Regions from separate parts of the Homo sapiens genome. Here region 1 is linked to region 2. The links are chromatin loops, found by intact Hi-C in ENCODE. Cell type or tissue: ascending aorta. All regions are shown on one strand. Each heading gives the region's core, and the rest is flanking DNA. Links, peaks and the distances in the headings are about the cores only.

The links. Hi-C counts contacts between places; a loop is a spot of excess contacts. Peaks named below come from ENCODE experiments on the same cell type or tissue, not always from the same donor. Only the 100,000 strongest peaks of a DNase experiment are listed, where the experiment ranks them.
Region 1: a loop joins it to region 2, with 2.1 times the contacts of the local background. A loop is called at or near these places in 3 of 110 quality-filtered maps.

What each region holds. Positions count from the first base shown.
Region 1 is chr14:71,584,382-71,589,759 of GRCh38, reverse strand. It overlaps SIPA1L1 (signal induced proliferation associated 1 like 1), which reads right to left. Exons shown (of 24, transcript NM_001386936.1): 5 at 390-2,189. The coding sequence starts at 1,887. Among named protein-coding and RNA genes, the nearest start is that of SNORD56B, 190 kb to the right of the region's middle. In ascending aorta, for the core only: no CTCF peak of the experiment used is centred there; no DNase peak of the experiment used is centred there; H3K4me3 peaks cover 1,252 bases; H3K27ac peaks cover 583 bases.
Region 2 is chr14:71,535,108-71,540,485 of GRCh38, reverse strand. The region is part of intron 4 of SIPA1L1 (signal induced proliferation associated 1 like 1); the gene reads right to left. Among named protein-coding and RNA genes, the nearest start is that of SNORD56B, 140 kb to the right of the region's middle. In ascending aorta, for the core only: no CTCF peak of the experiment used is centred there; no DNase peak of the experiment used is centred there; H3K4me3 peaks cover 444 bases; H3K27ac peaks cover 609 bases.

The sequences.
Region 1 (5,378 bases), core at 222-5,221, 49 kb before region 2:
AAAATGAAAGTAGCATTAAAACTGTTTTGCAATCCTTAAACAACAGCTATATTTCAAATATTTTCAACTTGGTATATTTATCCCTAAAGGTGACACAGCAAATCTACTGTACAACAAAGACTATAATTTCAATCGCTAAGTCAAAGGGGCTTTTTATTTGTAAAAGTACTATTTAACATACAAGACATTTATATATCTGAAAGGAGAAAGTAACTCAAAAAATGCAAAAAGAAATAAATTGAGCAAATGGTTATTTAGCTATTTTACCATCAAGAAAGATAAGACATGCAAATCTTATGTCACATTGTTAATAAATATCTTAATATACAGTACTTTTCTTCAGAAAGTACTGCAAAAGAAAATGTAAGAAATAAAGGATCTCTACTTACCCTTCTGGTAGAAAAATTTTCTATAATAGTATGCACCCAGATCTACGTGTTCCACGATGTATCTTTTCACTCTATCTAGGTGCAACACCAAGTTCTCCTTGGGCACTTCAAGTACTGCCACTCCTGCATTTGTGCAATGGGAACTAAGGGTAGACTCAAAGGAGGCACTTTCACATCCACTAAAGGAGCCAGAATTTGATTTTGAAAGGCTGATTTTCCTCTCCCCTTCTCCACCTATCTCATTCCGAAAATATGGACAGCTCATTACAAGCTCATTGCTTTTATCATCTCCCTGGTCCATGCTGAGGCTTCCTTTGGAATTCAGGTCCTCTGTGCTGCCCATTGGGGAGCTAAAACTGGCTGAATGAGACAGAGGTCCAGAGACCAAGGATGCCACGGCAGCTGCGGAAGCTCCAGTGGTGGTGTTTCTCCTCTTAATAACATTGTGCCTGTTCATAATTGCCTCATTCAAATCAAATAATATACTCTGGACATCATAGTGGGCAAAGCACTTTGGACATGTCCAGGGCCTGACAGAGTCTTCTGATCGGTTATCTTCAAGATCTGATGACTTCCCAAGTTCTTCACCTTTGGCATTGCGCAATTTACGAAAAATAGATGAGTCTCCAGTTTCAGATTTTGAACGTCGCTTGAGTGGTTTTTCCCTTTCCTTAAAAAGCCTGAGGTTCTCTCTCTGTGAGATAGGCCCGTCTATTACATCCAAAGAGAAACCAGAACCCTTGCCACCACCAGTAATGAGAAAGTCACTGAGCTTGGTTGGAGTTGGACCTCGATCAGATTTGTCATCTTTGTAGCCCTTTAACAAATCAAAAAAGCTTTCTCCAGATGTTCCCTGTTTATCAATTGAAGATGTGCTACCATATTCCCTGTGCAGTGATGGTCCAGTCTTGTATGTAGGTGAGATACATTCATCAAAGCTATCCACATCAAGTTCACTTATGGTGATATCACTGTTGCTTCGCTGGCGTATTCTGCGAAGAGCTTTTCTGGGGGAGCTGGGGTAGGCTTCAGGCATGAGAAATCTGGAGTCCATGTTCTCCGACGGTCTTGTCTTGTTTTTCAGCGTGTTCTGTATGCTTTTCAGCATGGCTGAGTCATTGGAATTGAGGCTAACAGAACTTCCCTGACTCACAGGACTGCTTTTGGAGGACAGGCTATCAAGGCAACTTGAGGTTTCTATTTCCTGGCTTGAACGGCTAGATTCTTTTATGTTTTCCTTTCTTGGGGGCCAATCTGCAATCCTTGCCCTTACCCCCATTTTTGGGACTCCGGGGGTTGAGGTTATATGGTGAGAACCTTCACTTCGGGGGGGTCCTACAGGAGCCATAACTGATGATCCTAAGCTGCCATTTTGGGACCGGAAGCGCCGCATGTAGAAATCATCAGTGTGGACTTTGGGGGTGCCGTCTGTGCCAACAACAGAGGCCCTGTCAGTGGCAAGAGGCCTTTCTGTCTGTGACCGTTTCAAGCTGGTCATGATGTAAAAGCAAGTAGACTTAAATCCCTGCAGCAAGGACCATCATATCTGTGTTTTAAATGTGCACTTCCCTTTTGGAGAATGGCTTCCAGAAAATACAACAGTTGCATGAGATCTTAATCTTTTTCATTTAAAAGGTTAAATGATGCTTTATTTGTAAAGCACTGAAAAATTGGAACTTCTAAACGTTATAATCCACAACAGTTTCTTTGCTTCACTTTAACAGAGGGCTTTCTTTCAGAAAAAACTGAATGGAACTTGTACTACTGAGATTCTGTGGTTGCCATAATCCCATGCTTTCTCTAAAAGAGAAAAGGATAATTTGAATTAGCAGATAAATACATCTAAAAACAAACATGCAATTGTCAAAACCAGACACATGAAGATAAAAGACTCAATAATGGATTAGGATTCACAGTTCCACAATCCGTATTTTTAGTAAAGCAGGTTTGAAAGAAAGGAAGAAAGTAAAAACCATTTGATAAAATCCATAATTTATATTCTAAAAAAAAAAACTATTAAGACTTCATCTTAATTGAACTGTTTCATAAAATGGGGGGCAGGGGGAGGGGTACATCTTGTTCTGGATATCATGGCTCCTACCCAAAGTACAGACTTTTGCTCCAATGACCTCTAAAAATGTAGAACATCATGAGCTACTGTGATGACCAGAAGTTTGAGATGTAACCAAGTGAATAAGATAATTAGAGCAACAGAGTTTTTTGACAAAAGTAAAAACTGAAAAATGACTTTACTGAATATGCTGCAACAATCACTTTTTAACTCCTCTATTCCAAAATCAATACATGTTTTTTGTTTCCTTACAAAGGCTTAACATAGTTGGCAAAAACAAATACAGCAGGAAAAAATAAATAAAAAGAGTTTTCCCAGAGCCATTATATCCATTAGCACTCTTTTGTATTTTCCTCTACTTTATTACTTACCGAGACGAGGATATTGCAGAATGAATCCAGCATTCACCACCACCTCTTCCCAAGCTCTCCTTAGTTTCTTGTACTCTTAAAAGCTAGAAGTATCTCACTAATGAACAAAATGCCTGCATTTCCTCATGCAGTACAACCTACTCCACCCCATCAGTGCTAATTTATGAAGACGGCAGAAACAAAACACAGCTCTGGGTGGCCCTCTCCATATCCCCAACAGATTACAGAGAACTGTTAGCATCCTTCCAGGTGACGGGCATGGAAACAAACTTCCTCATGAGCACGTCAGGCAGAAGGCAGGAGACACAGATTCTGAGTACAAAATTCTGCATGGTTGCGTACATTCTGAAAAGAAAGGCAGAGGCTCCTTTTCCAAGACTCCACAAATTACACAAGAGGTGGCCTTTAAATTCTTGCCAAATACATGTTTGGAAAGATGCTGCTGAACCAGCACTGAGCTGACAGGGCGGCATTGTCTACAAATCACGGCTCTGACACCGGAGGACGACCTGCACTTGCTGCACTCTCCACTCAATGGTAACAAGCACCTACTTCCACGATAATTAAGCATCTCCCTAGTCGGCTTCCTGCCTCCAAGGCAGGCGCTTTCATTTCTCTTGCAGCACACAGCATCACTTTAGAAGACTCGCTGCTATTTAAAGGCTGGAACATGTAGGGGTGTTTCAAAAAAAAAAAAAAAAAATGCATGCTGCCTGCAGAATGCAGGGTGAGGCGAGCTCTGGCTGGGCTCGTGCTGGCTGAGTCTGTGGAGCCATTCAGATAAATGCCATTTGTTTTCACTAGCACTCCTCTTCACCATCTTTTGTAAAAGGGATAATAGTTTTGCACTGCTACCTAATTAAACATGGCTTTTGAGCTTTCTAGATACTTCTACTGTCAGACTGCTATTATTCCCTTTACATTCCAGAACTTTACATGTTCCTCTTTCAATGATAACCCTTCAAGTGACAAAACATGCTAACTGTTGCTTCCGAGGATATCAAAGGACAGCATATATGGCCATAGCAAAGGTTCAAGAAGTGATTCTCATAAAATGGAAGGAAAATTGAACAACTGAACCAAAATGCAAACACCTGTTCAACATCTCCCCAAAAGCTGATTATTTCAATGAATACTCTACATAGCATAAATAATACTTCTAAAGTAGATTTTATAAAAATTAGATGCTTTCAACATTTCTCACAACCTCACAGAAATCCAAATAAATCATCTTTCATTCCCCAAACATTCATTCTCTAAAAGGACAACACACCAATCCCACCATGATAAAAACTCTTGCCACATTTCATGTGCCTTAGAAAATACTTTACTGCACAGCTGTCTTTCCCAGGATATGTGAAGTTATTTCCATTAGAGGAGGAAACTAAAAGCTGGCAGTAAAATACAAGAAATAAAACTGACTTGGAAATGCTCAGTCTCCACCATCAGTATTTCTCTTCCAAACCATCTCATATACTTCCAATATTTTTAATGAGTTTATAAAATCTTATTTTTAAATATAAAAATTTCTTACCAATTCAAAAGAAATTTCAAGACTCCCATTACATTATATAACAACGACTCAATGTTTTCTTTTCATTTCAAAATATAAATAAGCACATGGGAGAGAGAGAAGCCACGTTTTAATGGCTTGTAAAAACTGATGAGGTTCGAGATGGGCAATTATGTTAAATAACAGATTTTTTTTCAGTCATAAGGACCTTCCTTTTCTATGTTTTTTTTTTCTCCCTCTCATTTTCCATCTCCCTCCCTCCCTCCCTCCCTTTTCTCATTCTTATTTATAGCATCAAACCCCTTTGGGGTACAATATAAACTTTGGGCACTGACTAGCATATATGGAAATATACATGCTTTGCACTTATTAAACTACCAGTCAAAAATAATGCTGTCCATCGATGTGTATCATATGATGACAGATCAATAATACCTTCACATCTATTCCTTAGGGTTGACTGAAACAGCAAACCTATGTTGACAATGATCAGCAACTCTCTTAAATATCAGCAAACCTGCCTAAGTACCAATATGGTAAAAAGCAATAGAATTAAACAGAAGAGCAATACGAATTCACAGCATGTCACCTCCATCTGTTGAAAGAGCAGGCTATATAAAAATTTTCCTTATTACATGTTTAATTTTACAGCTCTAGATACTATCTAAGTCTATGGTAGATCCAGGTAGCTAGAATACTAATTCCATCTAGAGGGCCCACAGTTTAGTTCAATGAGTTCAATTCAACTAGTTGAAAGTCTTTTCATCACTCAAGATCTCTCACAACCTAACCCACCATTCTTCCAGAAGAAATGCTTCCTCCTCTCATCCAAATCACCCCCTGTGTTTCTGTAGTGTCTTCAGAGCATGGACCATACATCCACCAGTCCCTCCTTCAAGGAAAGCTCCAGGTGTAGCAGGGAGACACAGACAAGTAAGAAGATGACGGGGGATGCATGGGTCATGCCTCCTTCCTATACACTTTCCATTTTGATTGTAAGCTCTTTAATAACAGAGCTTACAATCTCCTGCTGG
Region 2 (5,378 bases), core at 315-5,314:
TGCTCTTGAGCTCCTGGCTTCAAACAATTCTCCCACCTCAGCCTCCCAAGGTGCTGGGATTACAGACATGAGCCACCACCAGGCTTAGCTGTACTTTAAAAAATCCAAAATTCCTAAAAACAAATTCTGTGAATCAGTTCTATCAGCCTTTGATGGTATTTTGATTTCAGTATGCACTGGAAATGAAGGAATGGACATGAATTCAGAAATGTCCCTCTAATCATGCAGTCTCACAACAGAGGCAGGATCAGCCCCGCTCTTCCCCTCAGAGGAACTAGCTGCTGACAGCAAGTGATTAGTGTTCTGAAACAATTCCAAGGGGCTTGTCAATGTAAACTATCGGCTGCTATAAGAAATGTCAAATCTCCATGATAAGGTATTTTTAGAGCTCCCCACCAGAGTCAACACAGGTTTACTATAAAATGCGAGAGAGCATTTCTGATGAGGAGTTGCTGCCAGTGCCGAAGCATTTCTCAGCCTGCTTCCAAATGTGGATGGCATCGTCCCACTGGATGAGGCGCCTGCTCAGATAATGTCTTGCACAGAGGCAGGCAGCTTCTCTTCACCCTTAGGGTGTTGCTGACAATATAGACAATAGTTCTGCTTTCTAGCTACAGTAATAGATTTAATTACTTGGCTATTTTGGGAGATCGAGGAAGGAAATGCCCCCCTCCCCAACTCTTCCTGCACATTATATTTCCTGTAGTCCAGGTCACACATCTCTCCATGGGAAGAGCTCTTCAAATCAACATATACAAATTGAAAAGCCTGAGGGCAATGAGTTAAATCACAAAACAAAAAGCATTATTCTATATAAAAGCTCGACAAAGGCTACAAAATCCATCTGTCAGAGAAACAGTCCTCTCTGAATAAGAAGTTAGATTCAGACTCTCTGGTCAGTTATTTCTCATGTGGCCAAGAACTTCATGGTCACTGCCAAAAGAAATTTACTGCCATACATAAAGGGCAGTGATTCTTCAACTTCTAAATATTATGAAATACCAGCAACTCATTTTAATGCAATATATGTCATATTTGTTCAATGTGCAAATAGTTTTCCATTGGAAAAGTTCCAAGCTGGCCTAATCGAGAAGTAGCTATTCTCTGGAAACAGTATTGTCAAAAGCAGCCATTTCACCAATGGAGATCATGTAGTGAATAGAGAATATTTACACTAGGCCACACAAGCAAAGAGTAATATAGTAAAGACAATATTCTCCTCCATTTCTGACACTTCTACAGCTTATGAGAGAGTGTTTTTATATTCATTATCTCATTTTGGAAAACGGGCCAAGGAGCAGGAAGGACTGTAGAGAGCATCCTTGAATGGAGTGTGCACTGACTGTCCTCCAAACAGACCACATGGCTTTATAAAGGTCACAGGAAAAACAATGCGGCTCTCTGCTCTTGGAGGAAAAAACGAAGGAAATCAAAATGAGTGCATCTTCCCTTGTGCTGAAAAACAGTTGAGAAATACTAAGAAGCTACTTTGTAGACCACTGTGTTCTCCCAGATTTGAAAGCAACCCTGTATGACTGCAGTTAATGATGTGCACATTTAATAAACACCATCAAAACAAACAAACAAAAAACAGTCTGAAGAACAGACTGTAACTACTTAAGAAATCAGATTTTCTTTGTTTCTTTCTCTCCTTTTTCCTTTCTTCAGTCATTTATCAAGCACTGCAACAGAAATGGGACTACTTTGCCGTCTTGTATCCAGCAAACACCAGAAAACAGACACAAACTCCAAAAAGCACCATGACCCTGCATTTATCAAGCACTGCAACAGAAATGGGACTACTTTGCCGTCTTGTATCCAGCAAACACCAGAAAACAGACACAAACTCCAAAAAGCACCATGACCCTGCCGCTATTACAACCTTAGGAAGACAGTGAACTTGACAATGAAGCTTAGAGACCTGACTTGGCAATAAGGACAGAGAGATCTGAAACAGCAAACTAAAGAAGGCAGAAGAGACACACTCAGGAGTCCAGATCCCAATCTGCCAGACTACACACATTTAACCGCCTTCCTTGCAAAGGATGATGTCCCTGTGTACCAGGTGGAAGGATTATTCCTAAAGCAATTATTCCAAGCTGTGGCTCCATACCACCTCTAGAGGACTCCAAGAATCTCAAAGAATTTGGTAAAATTTCAGAACAAAATTTTATTTCGGCTAATTTATGGAAGACTGAAGAAAAAAAAAAGTAAGAATAGTTAGAAATCACCTCGCTGGGACCAATTCTTACCTTAAAACCTGAAGGGAAAATAACTTCTCACTCCTTTTGAGAAAAAGGGAGATCTTAGTGTATAACAGTAGGGAAGAAGATTCAATTATTAAAAATAAAAACTGTTCAAATTATTTCATAGCCTCTTCACAGAACTGATGAAGGAGGAATTCATCTGGTAAGAAATTAGAAAGGAGAGAGTGAATCTTTTTTTTCCCCCTGCAGTTAACAAATCAGCAAGTCAGTCAAACTCTTAACTGACTATGCATTATAAAAACAAACACTGACAAGCTAGCTATTGCTCAAATGCCATCCTCAGACCCTGATGAGAAAATGGCAGTTACCTGGTCCAATTCAGGGTCACACAGAAACAGCTAAAGGAACAGTGGCAGATTTTACTTTTTAAGACTACAAATTCCTCACCTGAACTCTTTTTCTCTCTCATTTTCTTCCCAAATCTGGCCCACAACTTCATTCTTTACCTGAACTTGATTTTTACTACCATCCTCCACTTAGAAGAAAGTAAAACTTCTCTGTCAAGGGAGAAAAAAAAAAAGAGAGAGAGAGAAAAGGAAATGAAGATGCAGGGGAAAAAAGATAGCCCACTCGCCCACACTGAAGGAATGAGAAGGAGGAATGGGAGGCCAACTGAAAATACTTTATCTAAATCCTCTGAAAAGAGATTACACTGGAATTGCTTATCTAAAATAAAAACCTATCAGTCTGTCTTCGTGTAGAAGTAGTAAACTTAGCCAGGATTGGTGGCTCATGCCTGTGATCCCAGCACTTTGGGAGGCTGAGGCGGTTGGATCACCTGAGGTCAGGAGTCCGAGACCAGCCTGGCCAATATGGTGAAACCCTGTCCCTACTAAAAAAAATACCAAAAATTAGCCGGGCCTGGTGGCACACGCCTGTAATCCCAGCTACTTGAGAGGTGGAGGTGGGAGAACCATTTGAACCCAAGAAGTGGAGGTTGCAGTGAGCCAAGATCGCGCCACTGCACTCCGGGCAACAGAGCTAGACTCTGTCTCAAAAAAATAAGTAAATAAATAAAAGAAATAGTAAACTTAATAGAATCAGCAGCCCAAGGATAAAGAGATCATGTTGTAACTTGGTAAGAATCCAAGAAGTAAATAAACAGGGATGTCACTACCATTAGGGCTGTGAATAGGTAACTGAAATAAATCTAATGAGAGCTGTGCAAGAAAACCAACCCATGCACAACCCTAACATTGTGCATAAGAAGACAAGAGTTCAGAACTATTGCATATGACCATACAAAATCTAAATATTCCATAAAAGAAAAACAGGCAAGAAAGAAACAACTGCTACTTATTAATATTTTTTAACAAGTTAAAATTTGCGTATCGCTTCCTTCAGGTATTTAAATGCTAAAATCTCAATGTGATGCTTAAAATTAAAAACACATTATAACGCCAGAGAATCAACATTTGAGCATTTTCCAACAATACAACATTATAATTTAAAACTTGGCAATATTCGCCTAATTTAAATCAGTCTCTCAATGGAAGGGACTGCAACTGCAGAAGTGAAATCCAGCAAGCTACTGTTGTATAACCAAAAGATCTTCCAAGACAGTGCTATGTTCTTGCTGCTGACATTAACAGCTGCTGAAACACATTCTTTTTAAAATCATTTTCTTCCAGGGGTGGAGTTTCCAAAAGAATTCCAGGCTAAAATCTAAATAGACACTGTTCCAAAACTGAATGATACCACAAAATGCAGACTTCCTTTAAAACAACTTTTACACTCTTTACTTGGAAGAGAGGGCAGAGGACAAAGCTCTCATCATTTGCTCTGTTTATACCACAATGGCTTCAAGACAACAAACTGTGGGGATCATCACTGACCAACTGGTTGAAGTACATTATTGCTCATAGAGAAAGCTTCTGTTAAGCATAGACACTTAAAAGAAGCCCATTGGAAGTTAAGAGGGTTGTGGCATACTAAGTTATCCTGAGCATCAGAGAAGGAAACCAACAAACAAGCACTCGGAAGCCATCAAAACAGCACAAAGGACAACTACTTTCATATCCAGGGAGATGACTGTTGCTTACATAAACCTTTGTAGTGTAATGATTTGAAAGCCAGACTCTTTTTTTTTTTTTTTTGAAAGCTATTGTAAATTGAAGGATGAGAGAATGTTAGTGGAATAATCAGAGATCTTAGCACAGAATTCCTTAGATTTTACAATGTAGCATTGTTAAGTTACGTGAAGCTGCCGTAGGATGGCAAGGCAACAGACAGAAGAAGAGGGACATCAGATAAGATGTAGCAGGGGACAGATACACTATGTTAAAAACCATTTTTAAAAATCTAGAAGGGACCAGGTGCAGTGGCCCATGCCTGTAATCCGTGCATTTTGCGAGGCCCAGATGGGCAGGTCACTTGAGGCCAGGAGTTTGAAAACAGCCTGGTCAACATGGTGAAACCCCTTGTCTACTAAAAAAAAAAATTAGCTGGGTGTGGTGGTGCATGCCTGTCATCCCAGCTACTCGGGAGGCTGAGGCAGGAGAACTGCTTGAACCTGGGAGGCAGAGGTTGCAGTGAGCTGAGACTGTGCCACTGCACACCAGCCTAGGTGACAGACTGAGACTCTGTCTCAAAAGAAAAGAAAAAGGAAAAAAAAAAAACCTAGGAGGGATTCTGACATTCAGTTATCCCTTGATAATAACCACATGCAGCTTCTGGTGACTTGACTTTCCTATCTTTCCATCAGAGGAGCAGAAGGCATTCCTTTTAAAAGTATGTTATTATTCTACTCTTTCTATATAGCAGCTCATTTTATATTATCCCTTCACTTAAGAATCAAGAGGAAAATTCATGCTTACATAGAGAAACATGCCCTGCATAAGAAAAACACTTCCTAAAAAATCAATGGAAACAAAAGTCAACCAGAATAGGGCAGTTACTCCTTCAACAGGTGCTTTCTTTTATCTTAAATAAAATGAACACAGCTAATAAATACTTCCAGTTTAGAAGACACTAAGTCTAACACACACCATACATAGGTATTTAAGAGTTTCTAGCTGTCATCATCTCCAGCCAGTCCCTTATTAATTGTTGGCATAGGGTCCCCCTGCCCCTTCTCAATGGTGTGCTCTGTGTTCTGTGAGAACCTATTAT